Regions from separate parts of the Homo sapiens genome. Here region 2 is linked to region 1. The links are chromatin loops, found by intact Hi-C in ENCODE. Cell type or tissue: Caco-2. All regions are shown on one strand.

Evidence for each region. A loop is a pair of places that touch in the nucleus more often than their neighbours do. Peaks named below come from ENCODE experiments on the same cell type or tissue, not always from the same donor. Only the 100,000 strongest peaks of a DNase experiment are listed, where the experiment ranks them.
Region 2: it touches region 1 in a loop (11-fold over the local background); 1 of 110 quality-filtered maps calls a loop at or near these places.

The regions. Positions count from the first base shown.
Region 1 is chr11:71,945,417-71,950,416 of GRCh38, forward strand. All of the region lies in intron 1 of RNF121 (ring finger protein 121), which reads left to right. Among named protein-coding and RNA genes, the nearest start is that of RNF121, 19 kb to the left of the region's middle. RefSeq lists enhancers at 3,629-4,566, 4,567-5,000. In Caco-2, no CTCF peak of the experiment used is centred here; DNase peaks (open chromatin) are centred at 2,275, 3,065 and 3,855.
Region 2 is chr11:71,861,673-71,866,672 of GRCh38, forward strand. All of the region lies in intron 6 of XNDC1N-ZNF705EP-ALG1L9P (XNDC1N-ZNF705EP-ALG1L9P readthrough), which reads right to left. It also overlaps the pseudogene DEFB130C and a transcript of XNDC1N not described here. Among named protein-coding and RNA genes, the nearest start is that of DEFB131B, 14 kb to the right of the region's middle. RefSeq lists a silencer at 1-178. In Caco-2, a CTCF peak has its summit at 2,528; a DNase peak (open chromatin) is centred at 2,489.

The DNA of each region.
Region 1 (5,000 bases):
TTCTTCTGCAATATCATCCCCACTGTTTGTTCAAGAGAGAATTAAGAGAGAATTACTCAGTGTCTGAGTATTTCCCAAGCATTTGCTTTGTGTCTAGTTCTAAGTGTGAAGTGTGAAGGGGATGCTGAACAAGTAAGTCATTTATCCTTGTTTCCAAAGCAGTTAATATTATTTAACATCTGTCTGTCATTTATTGAACACATACAGTATACCAGATTATGAGCTAGTTCTCTGAAATACAAAGAAGAATACGACTCAAATGATCCTTTAACCATTTCAGATCCACTAGGATGGCTAAATGGGAAAAACTGTTTGCAAATCATATATTAATAAGGTATTTGTCTATAGAAGATATAAAGAGCTTTTACAACTCATCAATAATAAAAAAAATAACCTAGTAAAAAATGGGCAAAAGGCCAGGCCCAGTAGCTTACACCTGTAATCCCAGCACTTTGGGAGGCTGAGGAGGGTGGATCACTTGAACCCGGGAGTTCAAGACCAGCTTGGGCAACATAGAGAAACCCCATCTTCCCTGAAAATAAAAAATAGCCAGACATGGTGGCTCGTTTCTGTAGTCCCTGCTACTCGGGAGGCTGAGGTGGGAGTATCACTTGAGCCCAGGAGGTTGAGGCTGCAGTGAGTTATGTTTGTGCCACTGCACTCCAGCCTGGGTAACAGAGTAAGACTCTGCCTTAAAAAAGAAAAGAAAAGAAAAGAAAAGAAAAATCCGCACAGAAACTTATACACAAATATTGATAGGAACATTACTCATAATAGCCCCAAGTAGAAATAACCTAAATGTCTATCCTCTGATGAAAGGATAAATAAAATGTGTCTGCCTATGCAATGGAATATTATTTAGTAAGAAAAGGAGTGAACTCCTGATAAGTGCTATAACATGGGTGATGGGTGATCCTTGAAAACATTTTGATGAGTGAAAGAAGACAGTCACAAAAGATCACATACTCAATGAATGAATTTATTTATTTATTTTTGAGATAAGGTCTTGCCGTGTTGCCCAGGCTGGTCTGTAACTCCTGACTCACAGGATTTTCCCCTGTCACCCTCCACAGAGTAGCTGGGTTTACAGGCATATGCTGTCACATTCAGCTGCTGAATGAATTCATTTGTATGAAAGGTCCAGAAAAGGCAAATATATAGCAGTATAAAAGAAATTAATGGTTACCAGGGCTTGGGGATGGGAATGAGGAGTTAGTAAATGAGCATGAGGTTTTTTTTTTTTTTTTAGAGTGACGGAAATGATTTAAAATAAGATGGTTGCATCTTATTTTATTTATTATTATTATGTTTTTGGAGACAGAATCTCCCTCTGTTACCCAGGCTGGAGTGCAGTGGTGCAGTCTCAGCTCACTGCAGCCTCTGCCTCCCGGGTTCAAGTGGTTCTCCTGCTTCAGCCTCCTAAGTAGCTGGGATTACAGGTGCTCTGGCTCTTTTTTTTTTTTTTTTTTTTGAGACAGTATCGCTCTGTCACCCAGGCTGGAGTGCAGTTGCATGATCTCGGCTTGCTGCAACCTCCGCTTCCTGGGTTCCAGCAATTCTCCTGCCTCAGCCTCCCTAGTAGCTGGGATTACAGGCATGCGCCACCACACCTGGCTAACTTGTATTTTAAGTAGAGACGGGGTTTCACCATGTTGCCCATGTGGTCTCAACCTCCTGACCTCAGATGACCCGCCTGCCTGGCCTCCCAAAGTGTTAAGATTACAGGCTTGAGCCACTGTGCCTGGCTGGTTGCATCTTATTTTAAATATACTAACAATAATTGAATTTCTTACTTAAAATGGATGATATGGCTAGGCATGGTGGCTCACACCTGTAATCCGAGCACTTTGGGAGGCCAGCGCCGGAGGATCACTTGAGCCCAGAAGTTTGTAGAGACCTCATCTTTACAGAAAATAACAAAAATTACCCAGGCATGGTGGCATGTGCCTATAGTCCTAGCTACTCAGGAGGCTGAGGCAGGAGGATCCCTTGAGCCCAGAAGGTTGAGACTGCAGTGAGCTATGATCAAGCCACTGCGCTACAACCTGAGTGACAAAGACCTGTCTCAAAAAAAAAAAAGGAATTGGGCAGTGAAGGAGTGAAGGTGAGTAGAGAATTCTAGAGAGAAAAGACGGCAGCAGCCAAAGAAAGCACTGAGGGATGAAAGAGATAGATAGTTCAATGTGGCTGGAATGTAAGCCATTTGGTGGAGAGTGGTGAAATAAGGTCGCTGGTTGGGCCATATTATGAAGTCCTTTGTGTGTCCTACTAAGGAGTTTGAACTTTAACCCCAAGGCAATAGAAAGTCATCAAAGTTTGTCAAAGTAGTAGGATGATGCAATCAGGTGTGTGTCTAATAAAGATCACTGTGGCTGCTGCTGTGTCATGAATCTGTGCTGGCAAAGTTAGAGTCGGGGAGATCATTTTGGAGGCCACTCCAATTGTTAGAGAAAGAGCAAGGGATAAAGTCTGAACTAAGGCACTATGGCAATGAAAAACTCAAGGGAGATTTTATAGATGTTTAGATATGATCAGCACATGAACTGTATGGGCTGTAAAGGCCTTAGGAGTTCATAGAGGATAGTTCTGTTCTGAAAGATTCTGGAGGAGGTGACACCTAGATTGGATCTTTAAAGATGGGTAAAAAGTTTGAGTATATGGAAAGCTGCAGTGCATATAGGAAAGAGTGAGAGAGGAGGGCCAGAGAGGGAGGAAGCCAGACTGAAAAATAGGAATTTGATGGGATAGCAATTGAAGAACCAAAGAAGCAAACTTAGTTGCTCCCAAATTTGAAAAGTTTAATTTAAAAAGGTTTTTGGCCAGGTGCGGTGGCTCACGCCTGTAATCCCAGCACTTTGAGAGGCCGAGGCAGTTGGATAACTTGAGGTCAGAAGTTCGAGACCAGCCTTGTCAACGTGGTGAAACCCCATCTTTACTAAACGTACAAAAATTAGCCGGGCGTGGTGGCTGCACTTGTAGCCCCACCTACTTGGGAGGCTGAGGCATGAGAATCGCTTGAACCTGGAAGGTAGAGGTTGCAGTGACCTGAGATTGCGCCACTGCACTCCAGCCTGGGCAACAGAGTGAAACTGTCTCCAAAAAAAAAAAAAAAAAAAAAAAAAAGCTTATCAACTCAGCTGGCCAGGAGGTTGTGCTTTCTGATGAGGGGTGGGGGTAAAGGGCAGGCAGCAGCTGTAGCAGCTGTTAGAGCCAACATCTACTTTCACTTCACTGCCCAAAGTGTGCCACCCTTGTCAGGCTAACCATATCCAGTGTCTGCATGATCTCCAGCTGATTTATGACTTTGGTGGCCTGAAAGGTGAGGTTTCCACTTCAACTTATTAGCCTTGAATTCTTGGCAAAGCTGAGGAGTTGGGGAAGAATGTGAATGAGAGGAGAATGGGGAGCTACAAATGTGGTAGCCTGTGAACCTTTGGACTTCACTTGTTATCTTAATCACGCAGAATACCACAGTATCTGAACCCCACCAGATAGAGACAGTTAGCCTGGTTGTGCTGAACCTACCAGGTTTCATGAGCTAGCTAATCTGTCTTTTTCTCTGGGGCTTACACAGCATTTTGTGTATATGTCAAAGGTTATCCTTATCATATTATTTTATATTTAATAGTCTGTCTCTCCCTACTTCTTGGACTGTGAATACATCAAGGGCAAAGGTTGGGCTTATTCCTCTTTAATGTTTTGTGAAAGAATGAAGTCTTGGCTGGGCATGGTGGTTCACGCCTGTAATCCTAGCACTTTGGCAGGCTGGGGTGAGCGGGTCACTTGAGCCCAGAAGTTCAAGAGCAGCCAGGACAACATGTGGAGACCCCTTATCTACAAAAAATTTAAGAATTAGCTGGGTGTGGTGGCACGTGCCTATAGTCCCAGCTACTCAGGAAACTGAGGTGGGAGGATTGCTTAGGCCTGGAAAGTCGACACTGCAGTGATCTGTGATTGCACTACGGCACTCCAGCTTGGGCGACAGAGTGAGACCCTGTCTCAAAAAAACAAAAACAGGCCAGGCATGGTGGCTAATGCCCGTAATCCCAACACTTTGGGAGGCCCAGGCAGGCAGATCACTTGAGGTCAGGAGTTCAAGACCAACCTGGCCAACATGGTGAAAACCCCATCTGTACTAAAACTACAAAAATTAGCTGGGTGTGGTGGTGCGTGTCTATAATCCCAGCTACTTGGGAGGCTAAGGCAGAAGAATCGCTTGAACCCAGGAGACCAAGGTTGTGCCACTGCACTCCAACCTAGGTGACAGAGTAAGACTCCATCTCAAAACACATGCACACGGCCGGGCACGGTGGCTCACACCTGTAATCCCAGCACTTTGGGAGGCTGAGGTGGGTGGATCACGAGGTCAGGAGTCCAAGACCACCCTGGCTAAGATGGTGAAACCCTGTCTCTACTGAAAAAAAAAATACAAAACATTAGCTGGGCGTGGTGGCACGTACCTGTAATCCCAACTACTCTGGAGGCTGAGGCAGAGAATTGCTTAAACCTGGGAGGCAGACGTTGCAGTGAGCCAAGATTGCGCCAGTGCACTCCAGTCTGGGCGACAGAGCAAGACTCCATCTCAAAAACAAAACAGAACACACACACACACACACAAAACTCGCACAAAAAACCCAAAAACAAACAAAAAATATAAAAAAAAGAATTCTCTAGCTGTATAGTTGATCAGTTGTTAGTATGAAAGGATCAGCTGAATTGTCTGAAATGCTAGGTTGCTCAGCCAAAGAGGTGAAGGATTGGGTTTCAGAGTTTAGGGCCCTTTACAGTTAGCAGATACTTGAAGCCAGGGTGGGAGGCCATCCTCTGAGTGATAGATATTTTTGATGTATGCATATGGTAGTCCCTTGGTAGATTTTTATTGATATAGCCAGGCACGGTGGCTCACGCCTGTAATCCCAGCACTTTGGAAGGCCGAGGTTAGTGGATCACTTATGTCAGGAGTTTGAGACTGGCCTGGCCAACATGATGAAACCCTGTCT
Region 2 (5,000 bases), 84 kb before region 1:
GAATTGTTCCACTCCTTTTGAGTGAAGCAAGGGACAGCTCCCAAATAGAGGAATTGGCACTATCTTAGGCTACATGCTGTGTCAGTAGGCTGAACTCTACAGTATAGTGGGTTACGCATCCTACTGAGAGGAAGTTCACTCTTTTGGCTTCAGCTGAAGATTCACATTCCACCTCATTTTGCATGGGATGCCTCTAAGTTCACATGCATAGGCCTCCTTGATGCCATACTCTGCCTCTTACTATATCTTTCCCAGTACTAATAACCCCCGATTTTAGCTTCATTTAAAAAGTCTGACAATGTTGCCAGATGTTAAATGTATGGATGAAGTTATCAGGGAAAAGACCAACAGCTAGCAACAGGTCTGCTATGCTTCTCAGCATGAAGCCTGTGTTCTGTGTAGACAATGCAGTTGAACCAGCGCCTTCCACAACTGGCTGGGGAGACTTCAGGTCTCTCTCTGAAAGGCAGCCACTTTCTCTTCCACAATAGTCTTGGAAAAAAGAGAGAATATTACAAGATATTACCCAACTCCCCCATCATGATATTCTCTTGGTGCACAGAAACCCTGAGTTTATAAACTGCTAGTCTGATAGTAGAGTATAATACCAGACTGCACTAGGTTGAAGCTTCTAACAAGAGTGGAAGACAATCTTGCATAGGTTATGAGCACTCAGTTCCAAAAGGCTGCATTGGTTTTTCTGGCTATGGATTTATTTCTACAGAATAGAGAAACAATAATGATAGCCTAGTTTAAATACAAAACAATAACAAAAAACAACAAAAAGATTGAGAGCTGAAAAGGCCACCAAACAGTTACTCATCTACAGAAGCAAAGAAGCCAGAGGTAGTATATTAGAGGACAGTAAAAACAAAATAAGATCCAGGTGTGTTAACAGGATGGTTCAGGAACTAATGTCTGTTAATGAACATCAGCAAAAGTGTTTTTCTTATGTAACATCTGCAGTGATATACAGTAGGAAAAATAAACTATGGTTGTGCTGAGAAGGCAAGAGAAAGGATAGTAAGCATAGAGAAAACTACTGAATTAGACCACACCCTTAGCCATATGCTTCTCAACAACCAGATGAATTAAGAGAACATGTGGATACACTTAAGGGAAAATACCTTTTAGCTCTGTGAGTAATTCTCTCCAGGTGTCTGTCTGTCTATCTATCTATCTATCTATCTATCTATCTATCTATCTATCCATTCCTCCATCTATCTATGAGGTATTGAGCAACATAGGAAAGGTATTTCTTGCATAGTCCTGAAATGAGGAAATTAGTTTAGATAAAATCTAAAGGATTGATAGGCTTTCTATGAAAGGAGATGAAGATATGAACATGAACCATTTGATAGGGATGATGTATGCACAGATGGGAATTTGGAGGGACACATACTTCCTTTGAAACTGTTTCTTAGTGGTGGCATTGTTGGTGTTTGGTGCAAGACAATTCCTTAGGTGAAAAATTTAGCAATGCTGTGCTATCTGCTAAATACCAAAGACACCTTCCCTAGGCATGGTGGCAAGAACAAATGGTCCCACACATTTCAAAATGTACTGCACTAGGGGAGGACAGTCCCTTTAAAGAATTTTAGAAATTGGCTTATTTCCTCCAGGGTGTATATAATCTACAATCTTAGCTCCCTTCCCATAAAAAGGCACTATTTCTGTCTACGAGTCTGATCCTTTCATATAGACAATGTTTTCTTTCCTCTCCCAAAGCCATTCTTCTGGGGGTTTATTGTTTTATGTATATTTTCAATAGTGAATTAATGATGTTCTTAAATCTCTTCCTGTGTAGGAAAGACTGGCGTTATTCCAGGACAAAAACAGTGTATTGCTTTGAAAGGGGTGTGCAGAGACAAACTATGCAGCACACTAGATGATACCATTGGTATATGTAATGAAGGAAAAAAATGTAGAAGGTGGTGGATACTTGAGCCCTATCCAACTCCGGTTCCCAAAGGAAAATCTCCTTAGGTGGGAGCAAACGTTAAGTCCTTTGAACTCCAGAATGGATGGATAAATTTTGCACTCCTGTTTAACCCAATTTCTTATTCTTCCTTGACTGGAAATAAATGTTGTCCTAATCCCACGTGTACTGACTGCCTCCTGGAGCATTTCTTCTTGATGCACATGCAAGCCTCTTAAGAACTATAAGAATAAAATAAATAACAGAAGAATCGCATACCCTATAGGTACTTATAAAAAATATGTTTCTAAGAAAAAAAGATAAAAATGTTAAATATGTAGAACAATAAGAATATGAAGTATCAGTAGGCAGTGTTTGATTATTTGAAGTGCAATGTCAGTCTGCTTCCTCATCCAGTTCTGAACAAATATCATTTTCATTACTAATAGAGACCTACTTAGATAATATGGGTTAAAGCCTGCTAATCATGTGACCTTGCTAACATTGCACCTGAGAATTAGGCGCATGACCATTCCAGTCATTCCAGCACTTGAAGCAGGTCTCCCCTCTACTGCCCCCTGCCCCTAGAGAAGTAGAAAAGAAGACCTGCTTTCTACAAGTAGGCTCACTAGGAGGAGCTGTAGAGCTGAAGACTTGCTAACTCAGCATGCCTGGTTAGTTCTTTCCAAACTCTCCATCAGATAACTCCATTTCCTGGGGCCAAGAAAATTAAAGGGCAGGGAGGATACCAGGAGTATGACATGGCATGAGTGTCACAAAGATGGAAAACATCTAGAATGAGGCCAAATTACCTCACAAACAAAATTCAAGAGTTTGTATTTTTTTAACCACAAAGCTTATGGTCAATGAATCAGGGGAGGATGGGTTATCTCCCTATGCAGAGATGTCAGGAGTCTATTAAAATAACGCTAATCTCATCTTCATGGATCTGTTTCTTCAATACTAGTCATTACTTTTTCTATATCTTCTCAGAATCCCTCATGAACGGCATATTACTCTGAGATCAGATTCTAAGCTAATCTCAGAATAATACACTAATACAATTTTTACCATATACATTTTACACATAGCTGAAAATTTACATCTTCTCTTCTTTGTCATCTTAAGTTATGTGCCACTACATTATCCAGTGTAGCACATTAGAGATTCTTTGATAATTAAATGACATTAAGAGACTTTAAAAGTCATAAATAACCTCCTATATTAAAATGCTAAAAAAGAAAAATTTCCCACATTTGAATATAAACAAGTGTTCTTATAAAATTTCTAGGCATAAATTGAAGTTCAAAGATTGAATCTCTTCAATCTCTATGTTAAAGCACAAAGACATTAGAATCCAAATGAATTACTGCCTGAAATGAAATTATCTTCCCCTTGTTAAGTACAAATTTTTCTATTAAATGTAAGCAAAAAAAAAAAAATCACTCATTCCTTATTATCCGTCTTAGTGAATTAGTGAAAGTTTCTTCAGAGACTTGACATTGAATTAATATAACATCTCAACTCACTGAAGCAAAAAGAACATTTTTTTTTTTTTTTCGAGATGGAGTCTCGCTCCGTCACCCAGGCTGGAGTGCAGTGGCGCGATCTCAGCTCACTGCAAGTTCCTCCTCCCGGGTTCCCGCCATTCTCCTGCCTCAGCCTCCTAAGTAGCTGGGACTACAAGCGCCCGCCACCACGCCTGGCTAATTTTTTGTATTTTTAGTAGAGACGGGGTTTCACCGTGTTAGCCAGGATTGTCTCGATCTCCTGACCTCGTGATCCGCCCACCTCGCCCTCCCAAAGTGCTGGGATTACAGGCGTGAGCCACCGCGCCTGGACATAACGTTTTTTATCTCTGAGCAAGAAGAAAAAACAGCTAAGGGAAATGAAAAAGATAAGGAACAAAAAGAATCAGTCCAGAAAATCTAATTTCTTTTTATTTTTAAGTGAGACAAAGTTTATTAAGAAAGCAAAGGAATAAAAGAATGGCTATTCCATAGGCAGAGGAGCCTCTAATTTCTAATTCTGATTGTTTTTCTTAATTTTCTTTCTGATGATACTCTCGATTTTACCATACAATATTGGCCATTTAATAAAGAAGTTCAGGGACAGACAATAAAATATAAAGTAGAGCAATGTGTCTGATCTCCAGCACTGTCAACATTTTGAGAAGAACAGTTTTTTTTTTTTGCTGTGGGGATGTTTCCTTTATATTGTAGGATGTTTAGCAGCCTCTCTTGCCTCTAAAACATTTCTCCCACCTGTGAGCAAAAAATAAGTAAATAAACAAACAAATAAAAATCTCTACACATTACTAAAAGTTCTCTGAGGGCAACATTGTCCCTAGTTGAAAACCACTATAGTAAAGAAATTATCAGTTAAAGTTGAAAGTAAATAGGAGTTAGAAAATTCACTCAAGTAGAGACTTTGCCTGTAAACTTTCAAAAAGAAAGACAGCTTCACGTATAAAATAATAGATCAGAAAAGTCTTCTGACAATCCAAAGATGAATTATGTCTCTTTATCTGAAAGATATAGATCTAGAGATAACCCCTTTTTTTTTTTTTTACTGCTGTGCTTGTTGTTATAAATACCTGACCATATCTTAACCATTGAGATTTTAGGGCAATGTTGCTCTGATATCTCATCCAGAGGTGCAGAAATCCACGTTTTAGGACATTTAAAAGATTTCTGGGGAAAGGCTGTCTGTGCCTTTTGATAATAAGACTGGGTGAATTACATGCAATCTGTTGGAGTACTTGACTATATCTTCTGGAGAAGGCCATGTTTACTGTATACAATGATATGATTCTGTGCATGGAACATATTATATTGATACTAATTTATGAAGGCATAGTTGATAAACCCCAAAGGAGTTAATTTTATTGTTATATAAAGGCAAAGGCAGGCTGGACACAGTGGCTCACACCTGTAATCCCAACACTTTGGGAGGCCGAGGTCAGGAGTTCAAGACCAGCCTGGCCAACATGGCAAAACCCCGTCTCTACTAAAAATACAAAAATTAGCCAGGCATGGTGGTGGGTGCCTGTAATCCCAGCTACTCAGGAAGCTGAGGCAGG